Regions from separate parts of the Homo sapiens genome. Here region 1 is linked to region 2. Evidence: chromatin loops called from intact Hi-C (ENCODE). Cell type or tissue: heart left ventricle. All regions are shown on one strand.

Region 1 (8,000 bases), 180 kb before region 2:
GGTCTTCAGCTGAACTGCAGATCCTTCCAACAGCAAAGCTTAATATTTGAGGAGGTGATTATTTGTTAGCCAGAGAATTCCTTTAAAGGACAGCAGTCCTGCTACATTATGGGGGCATGTAAACAGCTAAGTCATTCCCCATGTCACCTCAGTAGCTTCTGGCACAAGCAAGGCCTCCACTAAAACTACAGTCGGGGCAAGCCAGCCATCCTTTAGTCCCCAGTTTAAATTCCTTGTTTAGGTAATCAACTGACTGCTGGCTGGACCTTAGGCTGATGTAAAACTGTCATGGCTATCCCCTTTCCTTCTGAGACAAAGATAAAATGCATTCTTTATAGGAAGAGTGAGGACAATTACTTTAAATAAGGCTTGCTTTCAATGATTGAAAGCATTTTGAGCCTTGTTTCCAAATTAGGGAGTTTTAGCTGCTTGAGTTTCTTTCATAAGGTGTTATTAACAGCAGTTATTTTACTATACCCAAGTATCCACAATCTATGGAAAACTGTAATGCCCCAAAATTCTTTTAGCTGTTTCATGGTTTGGGGAAGGAGAAAAAACTCTATAGGCTTACTAGTCTTTTTTCCCCAATATTTTGTTCCCTTCTGACAAAATTAGACCTAAGTACCTTAGATTTTACTGAAGTTTGTCAGAGGTAAGGTTCAGATTTAGAAATTTTTTACCTTGTATATGCTAGAAAATTAAGAAGAACCTCAATACCTTCTTAAAAAAGACCCACAGCTGGAGCACAGAGGAAAATATTATTTACATATTGTGAAAGTTTAATCTAAGAATAACAGAACTTAGAAAGTCTTTTGATAATGCTTCCCCAAACAAGTGGGGGTTGTCTCAGAACCCTTGATGCAGTACTGTCCACATTAACTGGGTAGACTGGCTGCAGGGATCCTCCAAAGCAAACAAGTATGGGGTGTCAAGGTGCAATGGTATGCAGAAAAAAGCCTTTTTAAGGTCCAAAATTGTGAACCATTTAGTTCCCTCAGGTATTTGAGTTAGCAAAATATAAGAATTAGAAACTATCAGATAGATCGAAACTACAGCTTTATTAATGAGATGAAGTCTTAAACTAGCCTTCATTCTCCACTGGGTTTCTGTATCTCTAATATTGGGATGTTGCAAGAGCTGTTGCAAAGTCTGAGAATGTACTATTATTTTAAATTATTAATAATGGCTTGTAGTTCTTTTCTAGCTTCTGGCTATAGAAGGATACTGCTTCTGCTTAGGAAAAGAAGTGATGACTTTACAGTGAATCTGGACTGGAGTGGCTGTAGCCCAGCCTCTTTAACATTGCTTTTTACTAAAAAAGAGACAAAGAGTCTGTACGGGAGCTATAAATACGATGGCTTCCATACAAGCTAGAATATCTCTACATATTTAAGGAGTCAGACTCTCAGGCATAATTAAAAACACATGAGTAAATAACAAGTCTCCCCAGCTACAACTAAGAGACTGTGAAAAATATCAGGTTAAGAACTTTCCAAAGATGCCTACCAGGGTTGTGACATGAGAGAAGGGGAGGCCTGGATTGACAAAGAATGCAAAGAGACTGGCTCCTGATTCCAGGTTCCAAAAGGAAGTCTACCTTTCTCTCTTTTACCTCCAAAATTACCCGGAGCTTCTGGAGAGTGATGGCAGTTTGAGCCACTAAAGCTGGGAAATTGAGCACTAGGACCCTGTAATCCTGCTGAATTATTTTGGAGACTGGGTCTAGACCTTGTGAGCTACATATCAAAGGAAAATTTGACTTCTAGTAGTCTTTACCACTGGCTGGACAGGGTTGAGGTGGCTTATTCCTGCTATCTGGAAAATCCATTTTGAAGTGTCCTTGTTTGCCACATTGGTAGCAGTTAGAAGACGCAACTCAGGGATTCTGAATTTTATATTCCTGTAATGTGGCCACTAGAGCCTCTCGTTTTTGTTGTATTTTCTCACTTTCTCCTGGGCCTCCTCCCAGTCTCTGCTGTATGAGACCAAAGTAGCCCCTTTCTAGAGATTATCTAGAGAGCTATCTGGACCTATGACCAGTTTCTTCAACATCTTTTTGATATAAGAAGCTGGTTGTATAATAAACTTGTTTTTTTTTAAATTAATTGTCTCTCAACTAAATTAGGATATAGATAGGTGTGTTTTACTAATGCCTGTCTCAGCCTTTCTATAAAGGCTACGGAGTTTTTCCATCTGATTTTTTGATTTATTATGAAGAGCTTATATTAATTAAGAGGTTTGATCCTGGAAGGCCTTTTCAAGCCTTCCAGTATGCATATCAGATAATTCTTTTCCATTCATTTATAGAAATATTGGGATTCCAATTGGGATTTTCAAGGGGTATTGCATCCTTTCCTATTGGGAATGAAAATTTTGCTACCTTCTCACCCTCTTCTTTCATTAGAAGAAATTTTGCTACCTTCTCACCCTCCCTTCTGCTAGATTTTTCCCTTGCAAACTTTTAGACAAACTCTAGGGGATGTGTTGTTCATCTCCAAATGTTTCTGCTGCCTGTAAACCTGCCTGCTTTTCTGCAACAGTTAGGTTTGACTTAAAAGTATTATAGCATTTTTCTACATAAGATTAAACACTTGGGTTAAATTTTGGCAAGCCTGTATATATCCATCAGCATCATTAGAAAACTTGCCCAGGTTCCCCTTTATTTATCTATAATCCTTCAATAAGAATGGAACACAAATCCTAAAGCACTATGGACATGTGACATTTTCTGCTATGGCAAGAGTTAAAGAGGGAATTTCTTAAGTGACACAACTGGGGCAGCTAATAATTTGGTTATTAAGATCCCAGAATAAGTGAGACAGGGCACCCTGAAATTCCATTTGGGGTTCCCTGAGGGTTTGTCTCTTTGACTTTGGGGAACTGTCCTTTCTAGGCTTCCCTTACATGGTTGCAAAAAGGTCAGGGTTAACTGTACAATGATTACAAACATTGAGTTGTTTCACAGGACAATGTAAGCCTGTACATAGGGAAGCTCAGACCATTTTCCCTACCACCTAGAGAAAATATCTAGTTGTTAAATAATATAGAAATCAAGACTTCCTTTAGAAGGCTAAGTTTATTCATTTCCAATATGGTAATATTGTTTTATAAGCCTTATGGGCAATAGAATATAAGCGATTTTATTTTCAGGATTTTAGGTCCAAAGGAGTTTCAGGGATTCAGAATGCAGTCAAGGGGAGTACAGACTGCAAATGGTTTATTACCCAACTAAAAAAAGAGGAAAAAACAATGAGTTTATCAATACTCTTCCTTCTACTGGTGTCCCCCAGAGTGAAGAAAGAGAGAAAGTGCATTTCCCTTCTCCTCCTTCTCCCTCTCCTGTGGGTCCTGGTGACTGTCATGAATGCTGTCCTATGAATGCAAGTGTGACCTTCACCCAAGAACCCAGAGGAGCTGGTAGGCAAGACTAGTCATGCCCATCTGCATAAGCCCTTGGTTTTCTGCCCTACTGGAATCTTAGACCCACTCAGCCCAAAAGGCTTCTAAGGTACTCCACACGCCTGGAAGAGATAATGTAGTATTTGGACTCTGGCAATACTTTTTTAATGAAGGAAGTGTTTTAATACCATCCCTGCTATGGTACCGGTTAAAAATCAGAATCCCACAAAATAGGAGGGACTAACTTCCAAACGTAAATTTTCTTTTATGTTTACATCCCAAAGTAGTCGAATGCAGAATGGGTGCTTCAAAAAAAGCATACAAATTAAATAGCTTCCCTTCCATTGATGACATCATTATTGAAGCAAAGTCTGTCTTTTCAGGATGGCTTTCTCTCGGCTGTTGAAAGTAGAGTTTTCTTGTCTACAAATAGGAGATGGGCCTGATTACCGATAGACAAAAGTAAAAGGGGCTGGGCATGATGGCTCATGCCTGTAATCCCAGCACTTTGGGAGGCCGAGGCTGGTGGATCACCAGAGGTCCAGAGTTCAAGACTAGCCTGAACAGCATGGAGAAACCCCATCTCTACTAAAAATACAAACAAAATTAGCCAGGTGAGGTGGCACATGCCTGTAATCCCAGCTACTCAGGAGGCTGAGGCAGGAAAATCACTTACACCTGGGAGATGGAGGTTGCACTGAGCCAAGATTATGCCACTGCACCCAGCCTGGGCAACAAAAGTGAAATTCCATCTCGGAAAAAAGAAAAAAAGAAAAAAAAAGTAAAAGGAAAAAGGAATTGGGAAACTAGTCGTTTGTGGTAGAGTGCTGACAAGACTCCACATGGAGAAAAATTTCACTCCACTAGGTGGTGATGTAGGGTTAGATATGTGAGATAAAACTCTGACTTCAAATTCTTTTCAGGAAAAAGTTTGAAAGAGAGGTTTGGGGTTTAATAGGCTTTCCCATAGCATGCTCCCCAGAATAAGAAAATTAATTTATCTCATATAGAAACTTTAGATTCATTGGACTATGCTGGAAGCATCCTCCTCAGAATAAGAAAATTAATTTATCTCATATAGAAACTAGATTCATTGGATTGTGCTGGAAGCATCCTCCCCAGAATAAGAAAATTAATTTATCTCATATAGAATCTTTAGATTCATTGGATTGTGCTGGACTCTTATACAGAATAAAAAACAATACAAATAGAAGAATATTCACTCAGGAAGAACTATTATCCCACATGGTGCCATGAGTGTCTATTATTAAGGGATAGAAGGGTCCTTATAAGGTAAGAATTTAGATGGAAATTTGAATCCCTTTGTTTCTAGGAAACCACAAAAATAACAATTTTTTTGAATTACATTTGTAATTATTAAGACACTGACTAACTCTACCCAGCAGGATTATATCCCTAGCTTGCAAAAACACTCACAACACTGAATACAAAATAGGGATTAGAGACAAGATATCCACAAGAAAAAAAAGAATATGTGACGAGAAAAGACTAGAAGTTTTTTTGCTGACACCCTGATGGGCTGTTGGGAGCTAGATGTTAGTCCAAAGACCCTCAGGTAACACCAAGATATAGCCCCAGCTGGAAATCTTCAGTTGGCCTAGAACCTCCTTTCAATCCCACATCATGGCTAGGCCCTCTGTGAAAGGAAACTGGATTGGAATAGACAAGAAGCCTCAGAAATGAAAGTAAAGGGTTAAAGTTAAAAATATGCTTTTATTCAACTTTCTGATGAATTCTTTTATTCTCGATCAATGTACCAAAATATGTTGCAGTCTCACCAATGCACCAAGATTTAGCAGTCTTTCATTGTTTGAGATAATCGTCAGAGTTTTTTTTTTAATCCAAGACAATAAAGGAGTGCAGGCAAAAGGATAACGTAGAAGCAGAAGTTTAATAAGCAAAAAGAGAAAACTTTTTGTGAGCAGTGGCTGAGGCCTGAATTGGTTTCCCACTATGAGGCCAGTTCTAGGATTTTTATAGACTGGAAAGGATAAGGAATGTGCTTAGTCTTGGATAACAGCTTGGCCTGGGACCCTGGTCTGAAGCCAACTGGAGAGCTTGGCCCAGTGCCAATCAGGGTCTAAAGTGATAATTCACAGAGGCCAGAATTGCTGTCCACAAAAGAAAATAAAACTACCCAGTGGAACCTGCTGGAACCATCATGCCCATGTCCACAAAAAGAGAAAAAAAAAATGTCCTGATCATGCTGACTCCACAAAAATAGGATTTTTATGCCATGCCTTCTTCACTTACCTTAGTGAGCCTAAGGTTTGCATAAGTTCTTATCCAAATGGGCCAGAGGTTCTGTTTTTTTTTGTGTGTGCCAGCCACAAACATGTCTCCAGGCACAGCACCCTGTGCTAGTTTTCTTATCTGTGCCTTCAGCTTGATTTGTTTTTTCCAGGCTGCTTTTTTTTTTTTTTTTTTTTTTTTGTGAGATGGGAGTCTCGCTCTGTGTCCAGGCTGGAGTGCAGCGGCGTGATTCTCGGCTCACTAAAATCTCCGACTCCCTGGTTCAAGCAATTCTCCTGCCTCAGCTTCCCGAGTAGCTGGGATTACAGGCAGGCGACAACACGCCCAGCTAATTTTTGTATTTTTAGTAGAGACAAGGTTTCACCATGTTAGCCAGGATGATTTTGATATCCTGACCCCGTGATCTGCCCTCCTCAGCTTCCCAAAGTGTGGGGATTACAGGCCTGAGCCACCACACCCAGCTCCAGGCTCCTTTTATGTTTTATGGAAATGAGGCACTGACATTCCCTGCTCTGGAGGATCTCTGGGGACCCTTTTCTTTCTATATAACTAAGGCCAGCTAACTATTTTCATTTTGAGAACTCACTATCACAAAAAGAGCAAAGGGATGTATGTGCTCCCATTATCACATTACCTGTTAAAAGGCCCCTTCTCTTATATTCTTTATTACAATTTGACATTATATTTTGGCAGAAACATAAATCCAGACCATATTATACTACCCCTGACCCCTTCCAAATTTCACATGGCAAAATACAGTTGTTATCTATTTCCAAGAGTCTTTCTAGTGTTAACTCTTTTTGGCATTAATTTAAAAGGTCCACAGTCAAAAGTTTCATTTGAGAAAAGACAAGTTATATCTGCCTATGAGCTTGTAAAAAAAAAATTATATACTGATAGGATACAATGGGGATACAGGGGCTGGCCGTGGTGGCTCATACTTGTAATCCCAGCACTTTGGGAGGCCAAGGCAGGGGGATCATGAGGTCAAGAAATCGAGACTATCCTGGCTAACCAACATGGTGAAACCCATCTCTACTAAAAATACAAAAATTAGCTGGGCACAGTGGCACACGTCTGTAGTCCCAGCTACTCAGGAGGCTGAGGCAGAAGAATCGCTTGAACCTGGGAGGCAGAGGTTGCAACAAGCCGAGATCGTGCCACTGCACTCCAGCCCGAGAGTGAGACTCCCAGGCTCACTCTCAAAAAAAAAAAAAAAAAGAAAAAAAAAAAAGAAAAGATACAATGAGGGTACAGGAGTTGGGTAAATACATTTGTTCTCAAAGAAATAAATTAGCCCAAACAAAGGTATAAAAGCCCCATGCAAGTTCTAAAGCTAGCAAAGCAATTATTAAATTTCAAAGTTCCAAAATAATTTTTTGACTCCATATCTCATATCTAGGCCACACTGATGTAAGAGATGGGCTCTCAAGGCCTTGAGTAGCTCCACCTCTGTGGATCTAGAGGCCACAGCCCCCACAACTGCTTTCATGGGCAAACATTGAGTGCCTGAAGCTTTTTCAGATGCATAGATTAAGCTGTCAGTGCATCTAACATTTTGGTGCTTGGAGGGCAGTGGCCTTCTCATAGCGCCACTAAGCAGTGCCTCAGTGGGGACTCTGTGTTGGGACTCCAACCCCGTATGTCCTCTCTACACTGACCTTGTAAAGGTTCTCCATGAGGCCTCAGCCCCTGAAGTGGACTTATGGACATCTAGGCATTTTTATACACTACTCTGACCTTGCAGAGGTAACATTATTTATGAAAATCAATTTTAAATAACGATAAATAATATTGAAAAAATAACTATGCTCTTTTATTTACAAGTGGAGAGTTCAGCATTTACAACAGAGTATCTAGAGCTCTCATTTCTTTGGACTGTTGCTTGGCACACTACCAATCACAGTAATACAGTTATAACTCAACAGTTGCGAGGGCCATGTGGATTCCATAGGGTTTCACTTTTTCTTTTGCTTCTAACTACTACACACAAACACACACACACACACACAGACACACAAATTGGTGATGTGTCAGACATGGTACATAGTGAGTAAACTTGTGTTTAACTCAGTAAATGTTTGTGTATATTGTGCAATAACATGATAACTGTTCACAGAATATAAAATACAGGGTGACCTCAGCAATATGGTGGAAAAAGTGGTCACCCATTTATATCCCCTGACGACAATGATTCTGTACCCATCCATACAAAGAAGTATCTTTCTTGCTCTGTGGGAGTCTTGGGATTCAAGTAGGTGGTTGTGAAACTCTGGTGGAGCCCAAGGCCTAAAAACGGAGATATTGGGAGTGCAGACATATACCCG
Region 2 (8,000 bases):
TACAGCACAACTCAGTTCCTGGGGAGGGCTCCAAGCAGGGCACATGGGTCCTGCAGGAGACAAGACCATGAGCCAGAAGTCCTGTTAAGGCATAATGCATGGGCGTCCACGTCTGTCATTCCACATGGTACCACAGCAGGGACTCTTCCTCATATAGGCAGTGCAGAGAGTGAGGGAGACCCAGGGAAGACACTGTTTCTGCCCTGCTGCCCTGGAGAGGAAGAGAATCTCCTCTGTGGCCACTCCTGCACAGCTTGGGACCTTCATCAAACACACCTCTTAGGGCTGCCAGTGAAATTAGTTTTTGGTGTTGCTTTAATTGAACACCATTGATGAGGCAGAAGGTGCTAAGACAAATAGCTCCAAATGCAGGCAGTACATGGACTACCTCATTCAGGAAGTGTTTTTCACCCCAAAAGGGAAACTCTGAAGCTGCAGCAAACTGTGATCACACCACTGCACTTCAGCCTAGGCAATAGAGTGAGATCTCTTTAAGTTAATTTTTTAAAAAGGAAATTTGAGAACTAAGAAATATAATGTCAGCATTGAAAATGTTAGTAGGTAGGTGTATTGGGCTGTTCTTGGATTACTATAAAGAAATACCTGAGACTGGATAATTTATAAGAGGTTTAATTGGTTCAAAGTCCTGAAGCTGTACAGAAAGCATCTGCTTCTGGGCATGCCTCAGAAAGCTTACAACAATGACAGAAGGTGAAAGGCAAGCAGGAGTCTCACATGGCTAAAGCAGGGGCAAGAGACATGAGGGATCTGCCTCCATAATCCAGACACCTCCCACCAGGGCCCACCTCCAGCACTGGGAATTATAATTCAACCTGAGATTTGGGTGGGGTAAAATATCCAACCACATCAGTGGGTTTAACAGCCTGGGACAATATCAGACAGCCTAAAAGATATGTGCATAATGGGGAAAGAAGAAAGAATGAAGCAGAAAAATCATTTGAGGTAAAAATGACCAATTTGTTTCTATATTTGGTGGAAAACATCATCATTTAATTTGAGAAGTTCAGGAAATCCTAAGAGGAATAAATATAAAAAGAACCATACCTACCCACCTAGGCATGTGGTATAAAACATCAAAATCAATGACAAAAGAAATCCTAAAAGTAAGCAGAGGCTGAAAATGTTCCCACTATATACTGGGGAACAACAATATGAACAACAACAAACTTAACAAATTCTTCAGTATGGACTCTGAGGCTCTTTCTGGTCTTTCATCAAATCTCTCTCAAATTCTCCAATTTCTATGATCTCTACCTTACTTCTGCAATTGCCAGTATACTGTTAAACCATTTATTAGCCTTGACCTCCTGGGCTAGTGTCCAAAAATGCCCTGTGCCTCTGTCCTCCTAAAGGCAGGTGCAGCCAAGCACCTCAATCTGTGCTAAGATCTTCCTGGAACACTCCCTGACTTAGACTCTCACAGCAGCCCTCACTCTGACACATATGCTTCTCCACCCTCCAGGCCCATTTATGTGTCCTCTGCACACCCTGTGGAAGATTCATGGCACCTCCTGAGCTCCCACTGCCCTTGTGAATGCCACACACCTGATAGTGGCTGCTGGCCTGTATGCCTGCCTCTTCCAGAAAATATAGAGCACATCAACAGTGAGCCCAGGAGGGCTCACGGTGTCTCAACTTTTTCTCACCAGCGACTAGAATATCTTTCCATGGTTGGTGTAGTCCCCTGTTAAAGCAGGAAAGGATGATCACAGTCCCTGTAGATTTGTCATCATGCCAGTAACTTAAATGATGTAAATTCTTTTGTCCTCATTCCCCTACTGCCCACCTCTCCCTGCCCCTGTCCCAAGGGTCCCCACCCCAAAGGAAGGCACTTTTAGAGTACAGGAACATATTGTCCTGTTAATATCTCCTTGCTCCAAAGTGACTCTCTTTTACTGGTCTAAACTTATCTCCCCTAACCCTGGACTAGTCTCAGTTTTTATTTTTGTTTTTGTTTGTTTGTTTGCTTTGGGATGGAGTCTCACTTTGTTGGCCAGGCTGGAGTGCAGTGGCATGATCTTGGCTCACTGACTGCAAGCTCTGCATCCCAGATTCACGCCATTCTCCTGCCTCAGCCTCCCAAGTAGCTGGGACTATAGGTGCCCACCACCACACCCGGCTAATTTTTTTGTACTTTTAGTAGAGACGGGTTTTCACCGTGTTAGCCAGGATGGTCTCAGTCTCCTGGCCTCATTATCTGCCCACCTCAGCCCCCCAAAGTGCTGGGATTACAGGCATGAGCCACTGCACCCAGCCTATCCTCAAGGTTTTAATAGAGCTGCACACAGTATCCTTGGTTCCCAGCTGTCCTGCCCTGGACCTTGCCATCAGCATGGGACTTAGCCCTTTAAGTGGGTCTTACTGTGGCCAATGGCCCTAAACAAAGCTCCAGGTCAGTGGGGTTGAGTGGAGACCCATGAGCCAACTCTGGAGGCCACCCAGGAACTGGGACTTGGATTGGAGGCTGTAGGATCAACTCTCAGGAAAAAATTTGTTCCTTTATATGGGTTTGGATACAGAGAGGCCAAGGTGACCGGCTCCACATTCTGGGCCGATGGGTTTTCCTTTCCACAGCTGCAGTGAGAGCCTCCCTTGCTAGCCTAGCACCCACACTGACACTCACACATACTGAAGTATGCTCACACTCTCTCAGCTCCCTCTTCCGTGGACCCCTCCAGCCTCCCTGGTCTCTCCGGGCAGTCTGCTCCTGGCACAAACATTCGTGCTCACAGGCACCTAAGCATGTTCTCATCTCCCTCTTCAGCAGGCCCCTTCTGCCCTCCCTGGGCTCTTCTGGCAGGCTGCTCCTGGGTCATATATCCACGTTCATAGACACCTAAGCCTGCTCACACTCTCAACCTCTTCTCCAACCGGTCTGCTCCACCCTTTCCAGATTCTCCCAGCAGCCTTCTGGAACAGACATCCATGCTCATAGACACATAAGCATGCTCACAGCCCCCTTTTCAATAGGCCTTGTCTGCCCTCCTGGCCATCCCAGCAGTCTGCTCCTGGAAGACACATCCATTCTCATAGACACCTTTGCGGGCTCACACTCTGTCAGGCCCCTCTTCAGCCAGCCCCCTCCACCCTCCATGGGATTTCACAGCAGCCTGTTCCTTGGCCATCATGCTTCTTCCTCCATTTCCTGGGCCACCTATACCACAAAGAACACACAGGTGGCTTGTCACTGTCCTGTTCACACCCTTCAAAACTCAGTGTCCTTAGAAAGCAGAGTGACCATACAGTTTATCATCCAAACTGGAGCCCTCAGGAGTTTGAAAATATTTAGAAAATTAATTTTCCTTGTGAAATTAGTTAATTGGTAGGCCAGGACGATAGGCATCAGATAGTGGGAGTGTATGGGGCATATGGAACCCTATTGTCACTCCTTAGGAAGGATCTTGCCCCATTTCTCCTGTGCAGGCTGTTCCCCAGCTAAGCCTTTGCTGCAAGTGGTTCACTTATATGTGTCTGTTTCAGTGTGTCCTTTTCTGCCTTGGTCCCTGATGACTTTGAACTTTATCTTCCACGGTTTAGCCTCAGAGTGTCCAAGTGTCCGGACCTGTAGGTTCCAGTGCTCACCCTGCGCTTTTATATATCTGGTTGTTTGCAGTGGATCAGGAGCCCCTGGCCAGGATTTTGCCGGTGTTGTTTGTTTCTGCTGCTCAGCACTTGCCTTTCATTTCCTTTGCACGTGTGTATCTGTCTGTGTGCATTTTGGTCACCTGTCTTCCATCTAAGTCAGCCCTTACCCAGCTTGAACTCCACAAGAGCTGAGGCTTCACTTCTTGAGTTTATCCCTCCCTCCATTTCCACTCACCTTCAGGGACAAATGCCTTGTAAAGGGTGTAGGCGTGGGAAGGAATTGTTGGATTAAAAGTGCACAGAACTGGCTGGGCGCAGTGGCTCATGCCTGGAATCCCAGCACTTTGGAAGGCCGAGGCAGGTGGATCATCTGAGGTCAGGAGTTCAAGACAAGCCTTACTAACATGGAGAAACCCTGTCTCTACTAAAAACACAAAATTAGCTGGGTGTGGTGGCCCATGCCTGTCATCCCAGCTACTCGGGAGGCTAAGGCAGGAGAATCGCCTGACCCTGGGAGATAAGAGGTTGTGGTGAGCAGAGATCATGCCATTGCATTCCAGAATGGGCAACAAGAGCAAAACTCAACCTCAAGAAAACAAAAACAAAAACAAATAAATGCATAGGAGACCTGACATGGTGGCACATTCCTATAATCCCAGTACTTTGAGAGGCCAAGGCCAGAGGGTTGCTTGAGCCTGGGAATTCAAGACTCAAGACCAGCTTGGGAAACCCTATCTAGATAAAAATGCAAAAAAAAAAAAAAAAATTAGCTGGACGTGGTGGTGTCTGCATTTCATCCCAGACATCTTAGAGGTAGGGATGGGAAGACAGCTTGAGCCCAGCAGCCTGGCAGTTCAAGACTACTTTCTGCAACCTATCTCTATCAAAAGAGAAAAAAAAATTAGCTGGGCCTGGTAGTGCCTGCCTTTAGTCCCAGCAATTTGGGAGGTTGAGGCAGGAGGATTGCTTGAGTTCAGGAGGTAAGGCTGCAGTGAGCTAGGATCAAGCCACTGAACACAAACCTGAGCAACAGCAAAACCCTCCCTCAAAAATAAAATAAAAATAAAGAATGCTTAGGAAAGTAATTTTCAAAGCCCAGTTTTTTAAATAACTGGTTTTATTTGCTGCGTTTTAAGATACATGAATTATTCACTTGCCTTCCTTCCTTGCAGGGATGTTTTCTTCTTAAAGAAATATGGATGAGAGTGGCTGGTGATGTGTGGGATATGGATGTGGTTTTATATAAACAAAAAAGGCAAAGTGAGAAAAAGAGGAAACTAGAAGGCTGGTTGGGCTGTGCTCTTCGATTTCAGGCTGAAGCCAAAGGACTTCTGCAGCAATGGTGCTGCGCTGCTGTCCCCTGCTGGAAGGTGACCTCATCTACTCACAGGCCCTGATGTCTTTTTCAGATTCTGCTTTCTTTGAGAATGAGGTCAACATATCAAATGGGATCCTTCTGGAATGTTGCTGGCATCCTGCTCTGATGACATGACATTGAAGGTAGCGTTGGCATCGCAAGGAGTGGGCTGTTTATCCCAGACAAACCCTGGCACTCGACGCCAATCTCATGGTCATTCTTCCATGAGGATTATCTGTTACTGACCAGGGTGAGCTTTATTTGTTACTGGCCAGGCTCCCTTCCTCTGTTATCCAATGAACTCCGATTTCTCAGTGGGGTCCCGGTGAGAATCCAAGCCTTCCTGCTGGCTTTCTCACCACTGCGTACAACCCCGCCGTGGGCCAGCAGCCTTACGTGTGCACCCCAGAGGAATTATGCCACATCATTCCCGGGTGCAGGAATGGCTTTTGCTCCTGTTGTGGCCGGTGTGTCCTGTAGATCTGGAGTATGAAGCAGGACGCATGCATCCACGATCTTTAGGCTCACAGCCAAGAGATCTATACCATCAAGTGGAGCCCCACCGGGCCTCTGCCAGCAAGCCAAAACCTACATCACGTTGGCAAAGTAAGGGCAGGCAGCACAATTGATAAAGCTCTGCCCTACATAACGACGATGGGAAATTTTGCTAAATTGTGTCCATGCGCCTGTGTTCAAGCCCTTCAGAGGAAACAAAGTGGTAGCTCACTTTGAAGGGGCCAAAACCATCCTGCCTTTGAGATAACCATGGTTTTGGCCCAGGTGCGGTGGCTCACGCCTGCAATCCCAACACTGTGGGAGGCCGAGGTGGGTGGATCACCTGAGGTTAGGAGTTCGAGACCAGCCTGCCCAACATGGCGAAACCCTGTTTCTACTAAAAACATAAAAATTAACTGGGTGTGTTGGAGCATACGTGAATTCCCAGCTATTTGGAAGGCTGAGGTAAGAGAATCTCTTGAACCCAGGAGGCAGAGGGTGCAGTGCACACCATTGCACTCCATCCTGGGCAACAAGAGCAAAATTCTGTCTCAAAAAACAATAATTCCTGTTGCTTGAAGAATGTGTGTGTGTGTGTTTGTGTATATATGTGTGTGTGTGTATATATATATATACATAGAGAGAGAGAGAGAGAGAGAGAGAGAAGCGGGGGAAGGTGTCTCACCTTGTTGCCCAGGCTGGTTTCCAACTCCCGGCCTCAAAGGAGCCTCCCACCTCACCTTTCAAAGCACCAAGATTGCAGATGTGGTCCACCATGCCTGGCCTAAAAAAACTTTTTATATGTTTATTCTTAACTTAATTTGCCATTTTTCCAAATATGGTTCTCTGCATTAATTTAGTAATAATAGCTATTGTGTTTAAAATTGTAGGACCATTTTTGGCCAGGTGTGGTGGCTCATGCCTGTAATCTCAGCACTTTGAGAGGCCAAGACGGGCAGATCACAAAGTCAAGAGACCAAGACCATCTGCGCCAATGTGGTAAAACCCTGTCCCTACTAAAACACAAAAAATTAGCTGGGCATGGGGTGCGCACCTGTAGTCCCAGTTACTTGGGAGGCTGAGGCAGGGGAATCACTTGAACCTGGGAGATGGAGACTGCAGTGAGCTGAGATCTCACCAGTGCACTCCAGCCTGGCAACAGAGCAAGACTTCATCTTAAAAAATTGTAGGACCATTTTAATTAATTTGGTTAATATTCTTCAAAAATATTAACCATTCATATGTATAGAAAGTGCACAAAAATTAATGTGTATATATCAATTTGTTTCCCTAGTAAAAACATCAAAACTTTTGTATGTTTGTTTAATGACTATGGCTTTGTTTTTAATACATTTTAGAAGAGACAAAGCTCCTCAGATTATTATCTTTTGAAACATAAACGTTGGGAAAGACAACTCCTGGAGATCCAACGACACACGTTATGGAGAACTTTTTAAAACTGCCATATGTATGTGATTTTGCTTTTCCTCCCACCTTACTAGTGCTTCATTCAATTTTGCATTGAAACTGTGGGATGTGGAGCCAGGCATCTGAACCCACATGCTCAAGAAACATGATTCACCTCTGCAAAGGAGGGAATCAGATATGCATTTATCTCAGTGAGCAGAGAGGTGACTGAATAGAATGAGAGGCAGGTTTGCCCTAAGAAGTTCCCAGCTTGACTCTTCTCTTTAGTTTAGTGAGTTGGGGGCCCCAAGATTTATCTTCCTTTCACAGATCCAAGTGTGCTTGTGGCCATCACCATGACCTGGAGTTTTGCAGTGGCCAAATCCCAAATGCAGGTCTTGAATTGGCAAATGAAGACTCAGTGTTAAGCGAGTTATTGTCACATTTAGGGAAAATATGTATCCCATCTCCTAGTGTTGTCTGGAATTCATCCTGCTCATTTTCATTTTTCTCTTTACTTCTTGCCAAGTAGAGCAAGTGTGTTCCCAGGAGGTGAATTTGGGCACCCTGAGTGGTAGTGCAGAACCCTGGAATGCTCCAGGAAGAACTGCGTGGGAACTGGGCAGATATCAAACCATGTGGCAGAGTTCCCTGGGATAAATGCAGGCATGGCAGGCAGCTTTGGTGGCTCCCTGAAGAATGCCAGTGGCAAATGACTAGCTTTAAAGAGGTTTCTTTTTGCTGTACAGCAGGGGTCCCCAACCTCTGGGGAACCAGCTGCACAGCAGGAGGTGCATAGGAAGCAATGCATCTTTACCACCTGAGCTCTGCTGCCTGTCACATCAGTGGTGGGGTTAAATTCTCATGGGACCAGGAACTCTATTGTGAACTGTGCATGTGAGGAATCTAGGGGGCGTGCTCCTTAGGAAAATCTAACTCTTGCAAAATTGCCCTTGTTTGATGAGATGAATGCGCAGGAATTTTGTCATGGTAGAAAAGGACCCTCTGGTCAAATTTTTTTCTGGGCATTTTTTGTGCTAAAGGTTTGACTTTCTCAAAACCGCTTTCCTAATACAGATGCTTTCATTCTTTGGCCCTCCTGCAAGAAAAAATGCCTTGAGCATTAAAAAACAAA

The links. Peaks named below come from ENCODE experiments on the same cell type or tissue, not always from the same donor. Only the 100,000 strongest peaks of a DNase experiment are listed, where the experiment ranks them.
Region 1: it touches region 2 in a loop (16-fold over the local background); 20 of 110 quality-filtered maps call a loop at or near these places.

The regions. Positions count from the first base shown.
Region 1 is chrY:20,554,624-20,562,623 of GRCh38, forward strand. All of the region lies in intron 1 of TTTY10 (testis expressed transcript, Y-linked 10), which reads right to left. Among named protein-coding and RNA genes, the nearest start is that of TTTY10, 17 kb to the right of the region's middle. In heart left ventricle, a CTCF peak has its summit at 4,257 (motif pointing right); a DNase peak (open chromatin) is centred at 5,458; H3K4me3 peaks cover 259 bases; H3K27ac peaks cover 2,769 bases.
Region 2 is chrY:20,735,868-20,743,867 of GRCh38, forward strand. It overlaps the pseudogene TBL1YP1. Among named protein-coding and RNA genes, the nearest start is that of RPS4Y2, 16 kb to the right of the region's middle. In heart left ventricle, a CTCF peak has its summit at 4,978 (motif pointing left); no DNase peak of the experiment used is centred here.